Linked DNA regions of Homo sapiens: region 2 is linked to region 1. A link is an interaction called in ENCODE POLR2A ChIA-PET data of the cell type or tissue named here. Cell type or tissue: PC-9. All regions are shown on one strand.

The links. ChIA-PET counts read pairs that join two places held together with the same protein. Peaks named below come from ENCODE experiments on the same cell type or tissue, not always from the same donor. Only the 100,000 strongest peaks of a DNase experiment are listed, where the experiment ranks them.
Region 2: POLR2A ChIA-PET joins it to region 1 with 7 read pairs; 5 of 35 experiments call an interaction of 5 or more read pairs at or near these places.

The regions. Positions count from the first base shown.
Region 1 is chr17:29,248,673-29,253,672 of GRCh38, forward strand. CRYBA1 (crystallin beta A1) reads left to right here. Exons shown (of 6, transcript NM_005208.5): 2 at 470-534; 3 at 1,510-1,628; 4 at 3,392-3,533; 5 at 4,968-5,000. Among named protein-coding and RNA genes, the nearest start is that of CRYBA1, 4.3 kb to the left of the region's middle. In PC-9, CTCF peaks have their summits at 3,729 (motif pointing right) and 3,930; a DNase peak (open chromatin) is centred at 2,679.
Region 2 is chr17:29,342,233-29,347,232 of GRCh38, forward strand. No RefSeq gene overlaps it. Among named protein-coding and RNA genes, the nearest start is that of TAOK1, 46 kb to the right of the region's middle. In PC-9, no CTCF peak of the experiment used is centred here; no DNase peak of the experiment used is centred here.

The sequences.
Region 1 (5,000 bases):
CTGATCCTTACAATAACTGCATGTCGAAGCTTTACCAATGGAAAAACTGAGGCTCAGGCTGGGCGCGGTGGATCACTTGAGGTCAGGAGTTTGGGACCAGCCTGGCCAACATGGTGAAACCCCCATCTCTACTAAAAATACAAAAACTAGCTGGACATAGTGGTGCATGCCTGTAGTCCCAGCTACATGGGAGGCTGAGGCGGAAGGATCACTTGAGCCCAGGAGGCAGAGGTTGCAGTGAAGTGAGATTGTGCCACTGCACTCCAGCCTGGATGACAGAGAAAGACCCTGTCTCAAAATAGCAACAACAACAACAACAAACCCCGAGGCACAGCTAGTGAGCAGCAGAGCCAGAATTTCAACCAAAGTCTGTCTTGCAGACTTCAAGTCTCCTTTACCTTTCAAGGCATTCCCTCACCTCCCCCTCCTCCCAAGAGGCCACATCATTCGTGTGTGCTCTGTCTTCCAGAAACCCTTCCAACCACCAAGATGGCTCAGACCAACCCTACGCCGGGGTCCCTGGGGCCATGGAAGGTAAGCCCACCCCCATCACATCCAACAGGGCAGGGGTGACATGCTGCACAGAGCAGGCCCCAGGCCTGTGCTCGTCCATAAGGCAGTGACTGACCAGAAAAACCCCAGTTTGTAGGGGAAAGGTCCACACAAGCTCCAGTGCTGTCGAAGGAAGGATCTCTCAGGATGTCCCACTGGACAAAGGAAGGATGACTGTGGATGCCATTGATGGGTGGGAGATGATACCTAGTTTCCTAACTCCTCTCTCCTCCCCACTAAAGTCATCTTAAAATACAGCAGCCCAGCAACAGTTATGTCCATGGAGAAAATGAGGGCCCATAAAGATATTTACTACTAGATCCCAAATAAATTACAGGACTCAGCCTCCCATCCTGAGGTTGGCTTTAACCATTGGCCGAAGTGGCTGATCCTCAGGCCTCTCACTGGCCTCTCTCCAACACTCCCCACTCTCCTCATTGGGTCAACTCTGAGGCCAGCTCACAGCTTTGCGAGTGGTCCTCTGGCCAGGTCCACGAGCCAGGTTTTAGTTCAATGTACAAAAAGGGTTGACCATAACTCTCCTTTACACTCTAGGTTTCTATAGGGGGTATGGCTGGAGAAGCTAAGAATCTATAAGGAGCTCCTGGGACTCCCAGAATCCTGGCCTCTGGGCCATGCTTATGAAGGAACTGTGGTGGAATGGGAGCCCATAAGTCCTTGGCCTGTCCATTGGTCTAGATATTATCCCTGGCAGACCATTTCTATCATAAACCAATCCTCCCTCCACCTCATCCCTACTCTGGGCAAATGAACACCAACCAGTGGCATTAATTCAAACCCCTTCCTGCCCTGTCTACACTGGAAGAGACCTCATCAGGCATCCCAGGCTACAGCTGGTAACAGAAAGCACAGAGTCAGACTGAAGTTAAGCTGTTGACCTGGACCTCTGTTTTTCCTGATGTTCTAGCTCTCTTGCGCCATTCAATCTCATTTCAGATAACCATCTATGATCAGGAGAACTTTCAGGGCAAGAGGATGGAGTTCACCAGCTCCTGTCCAAATGTCTCTGAGCGCAGTTTTGATAATGTCCGGTCCCTGAAGGTGGAAAGTGGCGCGTGAGTATGGACTTCCGCAGAACCGCAGCCCCTTATTTCAGGTCCCTTCAGACAGGGGACCATAGAGTGGGGATAGGGGAAGAAGGATGTTCCCCTAGGCTCTAGTCATTTCTCGGAGACAGGCCTCGAAAGAAATCACTACATGCATAATTTAGTAAGCCAAAGCTAGAAGGAAGGAACATGAGGTTCTTAGTGGCTTGGTACTAGATTTCAGGGGCTGGATAAAGAAATACATACAATGGGGTGGGACAGTGGCAGTAATCAAAATTTTGCTTCTGGAGCTCACAGGCTGCTACCTAGGGTGCCCTCAGAACAGCCACAAGACCCTTGAGTTTTTCTTGCCTGCAGAAAATTGGTAGAGAAGAAAGTGTCAAGTGGCTGCCTCTTCATGGCTAACTCTCCTCCTGCATATCCCAGAGCAGACACTGTTAGCTAATTTCTTTATGAAAAAAAAAACCTTAACCCCACGACTCCAGAGACATATTAGCTCCTGATTCATCTTTCAGGCAGTTTCTTGTTGATGGTTAATCTTGGTGAGGGAGACCCTCTCATTTTTGTCCTCTGACTCTTGGCAGAGTAGTTGAGGCCTTTATCATTAGCCTGAAAATACCTAAGGAAAAGACTCACCCTTGACTAGGCAGAATTGGCCTTGCATGTGGATAGGCTTCCACAAGTTGCTTGCCACCAAAATTAAGCTCTTCAGTCCTTTAAAAGATGTAACACTTTAAGGTGTCATCACTAACTGAGACCCAGTTGTGAAAAACTGAGCTGAGTGTTTCAAGTTTTAAGTACAGGTATGGGGCACTAGGAGAAAGAACTCGCAAGTCACAGGAAGAAAAAAGACTAGTAATCCATCAGTTGCTTGTTCATCCCTGTGCTTTCTTAAGAAGAAGCCAACAGGTTTGGCTTGAGCCAAAGCAATAGTCCAGGGGTGTCTAATCTTTTTGGCTTCCCTAGGCCACACTGAAAGAATTGTCTTGGGCCACATATAAAATACCATAACGATAGCTGATGACCTAACAACAACAAAAACAACTCATAATGTTTTGAGGAAGTTTACAAATTTGTGTTGGGCTGCGTTCAAAGCTGTCCTGAGCTGCATGCAGCCCTTGGGCAACAGGTTGGACAAGCTTGCAACAGTCACTAGATCCTGAAACAGGTAGAGAATAGGTGATTTGGAGAAAAAGAAAAAAAAATTTTTTTTTTTTTTGAGGCAAGGTGTCACTCTGTTGCCCAGGCTGGAGTGCAGTGGCACAATCATGGCTCACTGCAGCCTCCACCTCCAAGGCTCAACCCTCAGCCCCCTGAATAGCTGGGACTGCCAGTAGTGGGTCACCACGCCTGGCTAATTTTTGAGTTTTGTAGACGGGGTTTCGCCATGTTTCCCAGGCTGGTCTCCAACTCATGGGCTCAAGCGATCTGCTTGCCTTGGCCTCCTGAAGCGTTGGAACTACAGGCGTGAGACACCACACCCAGCCAGGAAATATAATTTTAGATTGGCTTTGCTAATACACTTCACTCAGACCAGTGAAGTAGATAGACCTTTTCAGTGATAACCCCCAAACAAATATTACATTCACTAACCTGCTTAGTATACCTGTCAACTCATTCCTCAACTCTTGTGACAAATTACTTTGTACAGCTCTACTGGGATTGGCTTGATATTTTACCCCACTATTGACTTATCTAAAACGAAAGATGCCTTCTCCCCAAGGCCATATAGGCTTTGAACACCATGAACAAACACTACATGTCTTTGGCAGCTGGATTGGTTATGAGCATACCAGCTTCTGTGGGCAACAGTTTATCCTGGAGAGAGGAGAATACCCTCGCTGGGATGCCTGGAGTGGGAGTAATGCCTACCACATTGAGCGTCTCATGTCCTTCCGCCCCATCTGTTCAGCTGTGAGTCTCTGAAATTTCCACTTCCGTGCATATGAGGGATGGGACAAGAGGGTGTGGACAGACTGACGTTCATGCTATTTATCATCAGTTATGCTGAATGTGGCAGGAAAAAAGACAAAAGTAAAAAAAGAGAAAACATCACTTTCTTCTCTAAGCCTGCTATTTGATTTTTCTCCACCAGGTGGTACTTCCCTTAAGCTAAAACTAAGGGTCTTACAAGTGGCAATAAGTGGATACTCAAGAGCCCAGTAAACTTGTGAAACACTAGTAAATGAGTGAAAGTGCTTACCCTGCAGCAAAAAGTAAATCCTTGGCCAGTTAAATTTCAATCTGTGTAACATTTTTACTGCAGAAACAGGAAAATGCTGAAGTAACCTTTCAGTAAGTGGGAATGACTGACGAAATAGGCAAGTCTTCCAGTATCGATCTACACTGATTGATAATAATCTTCTTGTTCTGAACACTTAAGTATTACTCAATAATGCATCAGGCTGGGATGTTTCTGGTCTTTGGAAACAGTTCAAGCAGAAAGCAGAATGACCTTAAGGGGTGTGTTGAAAATGATCCCTGTATTAGGAGTTAGGTTGGGCTAGAACCTTTCCAAATATTCAGTCTATGTGAGAGTTTCTCGTGATTTTGGTTAATAATCTCATCTTGGTTCAAAGTCTTGCCAAAATTCAACTGGTGGAGAAGTTAACCTAAATAGTTCTAATCCAAATAAATAGTTGCCTGTCTGGAAATTATTTCAATCTCACTTTTAAAAACATTTCATTTGCCCACCCTAAGGTATAACTGACATACAGTAAAATGCACAGACCCTAAGTGAATATTCTCATGAGTTTTTGAAAAATATATAGATCCATGTAACCAACACCCTAACCATATAAAGAACATTCCATCATAGTTCCCTGGTGTCCCTTTCCACTCAATTGCTCCCCTACCACTTTCTATTACCAAACAGTTTTGTCCATTTTTGAAGTTCATACAGGTTAGTCTCTGTCTTTTTAATGCTTGTGTAGTATTCATGTCCCCTACTGGACATACAGGTTATATCCAACAACACACATACACACGCAAGCGCACACATACATATTTGGGCTTACTTTTTGTAATAATCTGTGAGATCTTTTTTCACATTAGTGAATATTAATCCCTTGGTTGGCTGCATTTTGTTAGTACTTTTTCTCACTGTCAAATCCTCTTCATTGTTCCAAAATAGTATATCAGTTATTTGTACATTCAAAATGTTATGGTATTTAAATTGGAATAAACAAAATTATGGGTAACTTTTTTCTCACAAATCTGTTGCCTTAATCTTTTTAAATTATCATGTGCTTCCTTGTATAATCCAAAAGTGTTTCAATTTTGAAAAACATGAAGAATGATAGCCATAGCACTAGTACTAAACATTTTAAAACAATTTCTGAATTACAGAATCATAAGGAGTCTAAGATGACCATCTTTGAG
Region 2 (5,000 bases), 94 kb after region 1:
GTTGCAGTGAGCAGAGATCGTGCCACTGCATTCCAGCCTGGGTAACAGAGCAAAACTCTGCCAAAAATAAAAAAAAACTTAGAGTCTAGTGGTCTCTACTTCCTTTTTTCTTTTTTCTTTTTTTTTTTTTTGAGAAGGTCTCACTCTGTCACCCGGGTGGAAGTGCAGTGGCATAATCTGGGCTTACTGTAGTGATTCTAGTTGCAGGATATAAGACATCCTGGGGCTCAAGTGATTCTCCCACCTTGGCCTCTGGAGTAGCTGGGACTACAAGCGCCACAACACCTGGCTATTTTTTGTAGAGACAAGGTCTCACTGTGTTGGCCAGGCTGCTCTCGAGCGATCTTCCTGGGCTCAAGCGATCTTCCCGCTGTGGCTTCCCAAATGCTGAGACTACAGGCATGAGCCACTGCACCCGGCCCTCTACTTTCTTTATGAAGTAGAAGATAAAGTTTTGCTGGAAGGAGGTGTGTGGGAGACTTAGGGGACTTGAGTAGAGTGGCGAATATTTAGAATACTTTTTCAGGAAATGAGAAACCAAAAATGAATAGGAAAATGTTGTAAGAATTGCTGCTTGCCATGGAGTATCCAGATGAGAACAGATATGTTTATGGTAGTATGAATCCAAAAAGCGATGTTATTTTTTTCCTACTAAATTTCTTTCTTGTTTTTTTTTGAGACGGAGTCTCGCTCTGTCGCCCAGGCTGGAGTGCAGTGGCGCGATCTTGGCTCACTGCAAGCTCTGACTCCCGGGTTCACACCATTCTACTGCCTCAGCCTCCCAAGTAGCTGGGACTACAGACGCCCACCACCGCGCTCGGCTAACTTTTTGTATTTTTAGTAGAGACGGGGTTTCACTGTGTTAGCCAGGATGGTCTTGATCTCCTGACCTCGTGATCCGCTCACCTTGGCCTCCCAAAGTGCTGGGATTACAGGCGTGAGCCACCGCGCCCAGCCTTTTCCTACTAAATTTCAGTAGCCCAGATGAAGTAGCAGAGGAGATTGAGGGATAGATTCATCTGGAATTGGAAGTTTATGAGGCAGTTGCAATAGAAGGACAAGGAAGAGAGAGAGTTGACAGTGCTGGCAAAAGAAGAATTGAGCTGATCAATTACTGGATGGGACATTAGTCTCTTTCAGTTGGCAAGAAGCAGAGATACCCTTAGTTCAGGTTATCACAAAGTCTGAGGTAGAAGATAATGGCACTGAAGTAGAAGGCAGGAAGCCCAGGAAACTTGTTCCACAGACAGGCATCAGGGAGAAACGAAAACATGCCTAGAATAGGATGCAATAGATGTTCTAGTCTATTGAATAGAATTTCACCCTAATGTCAGCTCTAATCATCTGGTTTGCTTCTACTCTCTCAGAAGTAAATGCCCATTTACTCCTTTTTCCGGGAATTCTCCCATATTCATAACTCAGCTTCTTACTGCCTAGTTTCTCTCTCTCCTCTTCTGCACATACTTACTACTTCTCCCTGTTTGTATTAATTTTTCTGTGACTTGCATCCAAATTCCCCCAAAAGAGGACTTATTGAGTCAGTTAGGTTCATCCAATATGGACCACATTAAAGACTTCTGGTCTTCCCTTATGTTTAGCCTATAAATGTTTATCTTCTGCTATTTTATAGATTTCTGATCTAATCAGCCACAACCAGGGTAACACAATGATGATGCTGGAAAAAGGTCCCAACCCAGACCCTAAAAGAGGGGTTCTTGGATCTCATGCAGAAAGGAATTCAAGGCAAGTCACAGAGTGCAGCAAGAAGAGATAATTTATAGAAAGCTACTCAGTTACAGAGTAGGGCATCCTTAGAAAGCAAGCGGAGGAATGAGCACTGTCTTTGTTTTGTTTTGTTTTGTTTTTGAGACAGAGTTTCGCTCCTGTTGCCCAGGCTGGAGTGCAATGACGCGATCTCAGCTCACCGTAACCTCCGCCTCCCGGGTTCAAGCAATTCTCCTGCTTCAGCCTCCTGAGTAGCTGGGATTACAGGCATGCGCCACCATGCCCGGCTAATTTTATATTTTTAATAGAGACAGAGTTTCTCCATGTTGGTCAGGCTGGTCTCAAACTCCCGACCTCAGGTGATCTGCCCGCCTCAGCCTCCCAAACTGCTGGGATTACAGATATGAGCTACCGCGCCGGCCGCTTTGTTTTAAACTCTTCTTATATAGAGGTCTTATCTATGTAAAAGCTAAGCTATGTCTACATGCAGGTAGGCTGACAGCATGACAACATTTATTACTTTGTTGATTTAAAGATAGTTATCCTTGGCATTTTAGTGCGTAAGTACATCAAAGCATGACTATAATCATCTTAAAAGCATATATTGTTATGTGATATCGGGGCATCTGGACATTCTGTGGTTGCAGGAGTTTGTCCTTGCAGGCATTATTAAGCTGCTTTCTTAGCCGTAAACATCTTGTGACCATGGGTCATGAACTGGTGAGGAATGTGCCTTGCTAGCTTTAAGATGGAGTATATTTTAAAATGGTGTCAACCTTGCTCTCTGATACTCCTGTTTCCCTAACAATTATATAACATACAGCATGGCCACCCCAGCCTACTTTTCTCAGAAAGGAATTGTGAGTAGAGCTTCACAGACCATGGAGGACTCCATCATAGAAAAGGAAAGAAAAGCAGGAGGGGGATTGATGGCCAGGTGTGGTGGTGTGTGCCTGTAGTCTCAGCTACCCCAGAGGCAGAGGTAGGAGAATCGCTTACACCTGGGAGCTCGAGGCTGCAGTGAACCCTGATCACGCCACTGCACTTCAGCCTGGGTGATGGAGCAAGACTCTGTCTTTAAAAATGTGTGTATATACATATATAGCTCCATAATCTTAAAGAACTTGAGTATTAGGAGTGGGGAAATGAAAGAGCTAGAAGGAACGATAAGGAATTTCAGATTGTTAGAAGAGTGAAGATAATGGGATGGTATAAGCCAAAAAATGTTGAGGACAGAATCTTAGGTGGCTCATCCACATGAATAAAGTTACACAACTCAGAAGATGACAGATGCCGGGTTGAAAAAAAGCCAGATTATCGAAGTTTGCAACAAATGTAGAGGCAAGTCTTGGAAGTCAATACAAAACAATGATCAGGAGAGATAAAAGGTAAGATGAGGAAAGCATGGACTGCAAAGGAGGATAGTGTAGTGGTTGGAAATGCATCTGAGGAATGATGACATAATCTCTCATCCCCAAGATGCAGGGGACATGAGGGAATGCATAGGGAAACATGTATGTTATGTAAGACAAAATTAATGCATAGTGTATATTAGGAGGTGCAGTGATCTATAAAGTAAGTATATAAGACACAGAAAGTACCATTCTATTGTTTCACAGCTTTTGTCTGAAATTAGTGTATGTGGTATAAGAAACATTAAATTGGCCAGGCGCGGTGGCTCACGCCTGTAATCCCAGCTCTTTGGGAAGCCGAGGTAGGCGGATCACCTGAGGTCGAGAGTTCGAGACCAGCCTGATCAACATGGAGAAACCCCATCTCTACTAAAAATACAAAAAAATTAGCCGAGGTGGTGGCGCATGCCTGCAATACCAGCTACTCAGGAGGCTGAGGCAGGAGAATCACTTGAACCCGGGAGGCGGAGGTTGCAGTGAGCTGAGATCACACCATTGCACTCCAGCCTGGGCAACAAGAGCGAAACTCCATCGCAAAAAAAAAAAAAAAAGAAACATTAAATTTCAAAATTAATGTTTATTTTGCTAATAGTGTTAGAGATGAGGTAATTAAGCATCCTCATTTTACAGAAAGCTTCAGAAGGTTTAGTGATTTCCTTAAGGCATGCAGGTGATTAAGGCTGCCCAGGCTGGAGTGCAATGGCGCAATCTCAGCTCACCGCAACCTCCATCTCCCGGGTTCAAGGAATTCTCCTGCTTCAGCCTCCTGAGTAGCTGGGATTACTAGAATTTAGAAGTATTTTTTAAGCACCTTGACCTCCCAAAGTGCTGGGATTACAGGCATGAGCCACCACGCCCAGCCTAGAATTTAGAAGGATTTTATGGGGAGGATGATATTGTTGGCCCAGACCTGTTGAACTGTTAAAGTGTTAAAGTTTGATTTGATTTTTTTTTTTTTTTGAGACAGAATCTCGCTCTGTTGCCCAGGCTGGAATGCAGTGGCGCAATCTTGGCTCACTGCAACCTCCACCTCCCGGGTTCAAGCCCAGATTTTTGTGCCTCAGCCTCCTGAGTAGCTGGGACTACAGGCAGGTGCCACCACGACAGGCTAATTTTTGTATTTTTAGTAGAGATGGGGTTTCGCCATGTTGGCCAGGCTGGTCTCACCTGGCCAGGCTGGTCTGACCATGTTGGCCAGGCTGATCCTGACCTCAGGTGATCCCCCCGCCTTGGCTTCCCAAAATGCTGGGATTACAGGCATGAGCCACTGCGCCTGGGCCCCTGTTTGTTGTTTTTTTGTTGTTTGAGACAAGGTCTCACTCTGTCGCACAGGCTGGAGGGCACTGGCACCATCAAAGCGCATTGCAACCTCAACCTCCCTGGTTCAAGTGATCCTCAGCCTCCCAAGTATCTGGGACTACAGGCATGGGCCACCACACCCAGCTCATTTTTCTTTTGTAGTGATGGGGTCTCCCTGTGTTGCTCAGGCTGGTCTAACTCCTGGACTCAAGTGATTTTCCTGCCTTGGCCTCCCAAAGTGCTGGTACAGGTATGAGCTACAGCACCTAGCCCTCTTTGTTTTCTTCTTTTTTTGTTTTTTTGAGACAGAGTTTTGCTCTTGTCACCCAGGCTGGAGTGCAATGGCATGATCTCGGCTCACTGCAACCTCTGCCTCCCAGGTTCAAGTGATTCTCCTGCCTCAGCCTCCCAAGTAGCTGGGATTACAGGCGCCCACCACAATGCCCGGCTATTTTTTTTTCTTTTTTTGAGATGGAGTCCTATTCTATCACCCAGACTGGAGTGCAGTGGCGTGATCTCAGCTCTCTGCAACCTCTGCCACCTGGGTTCAAGCAATTCTCCTGC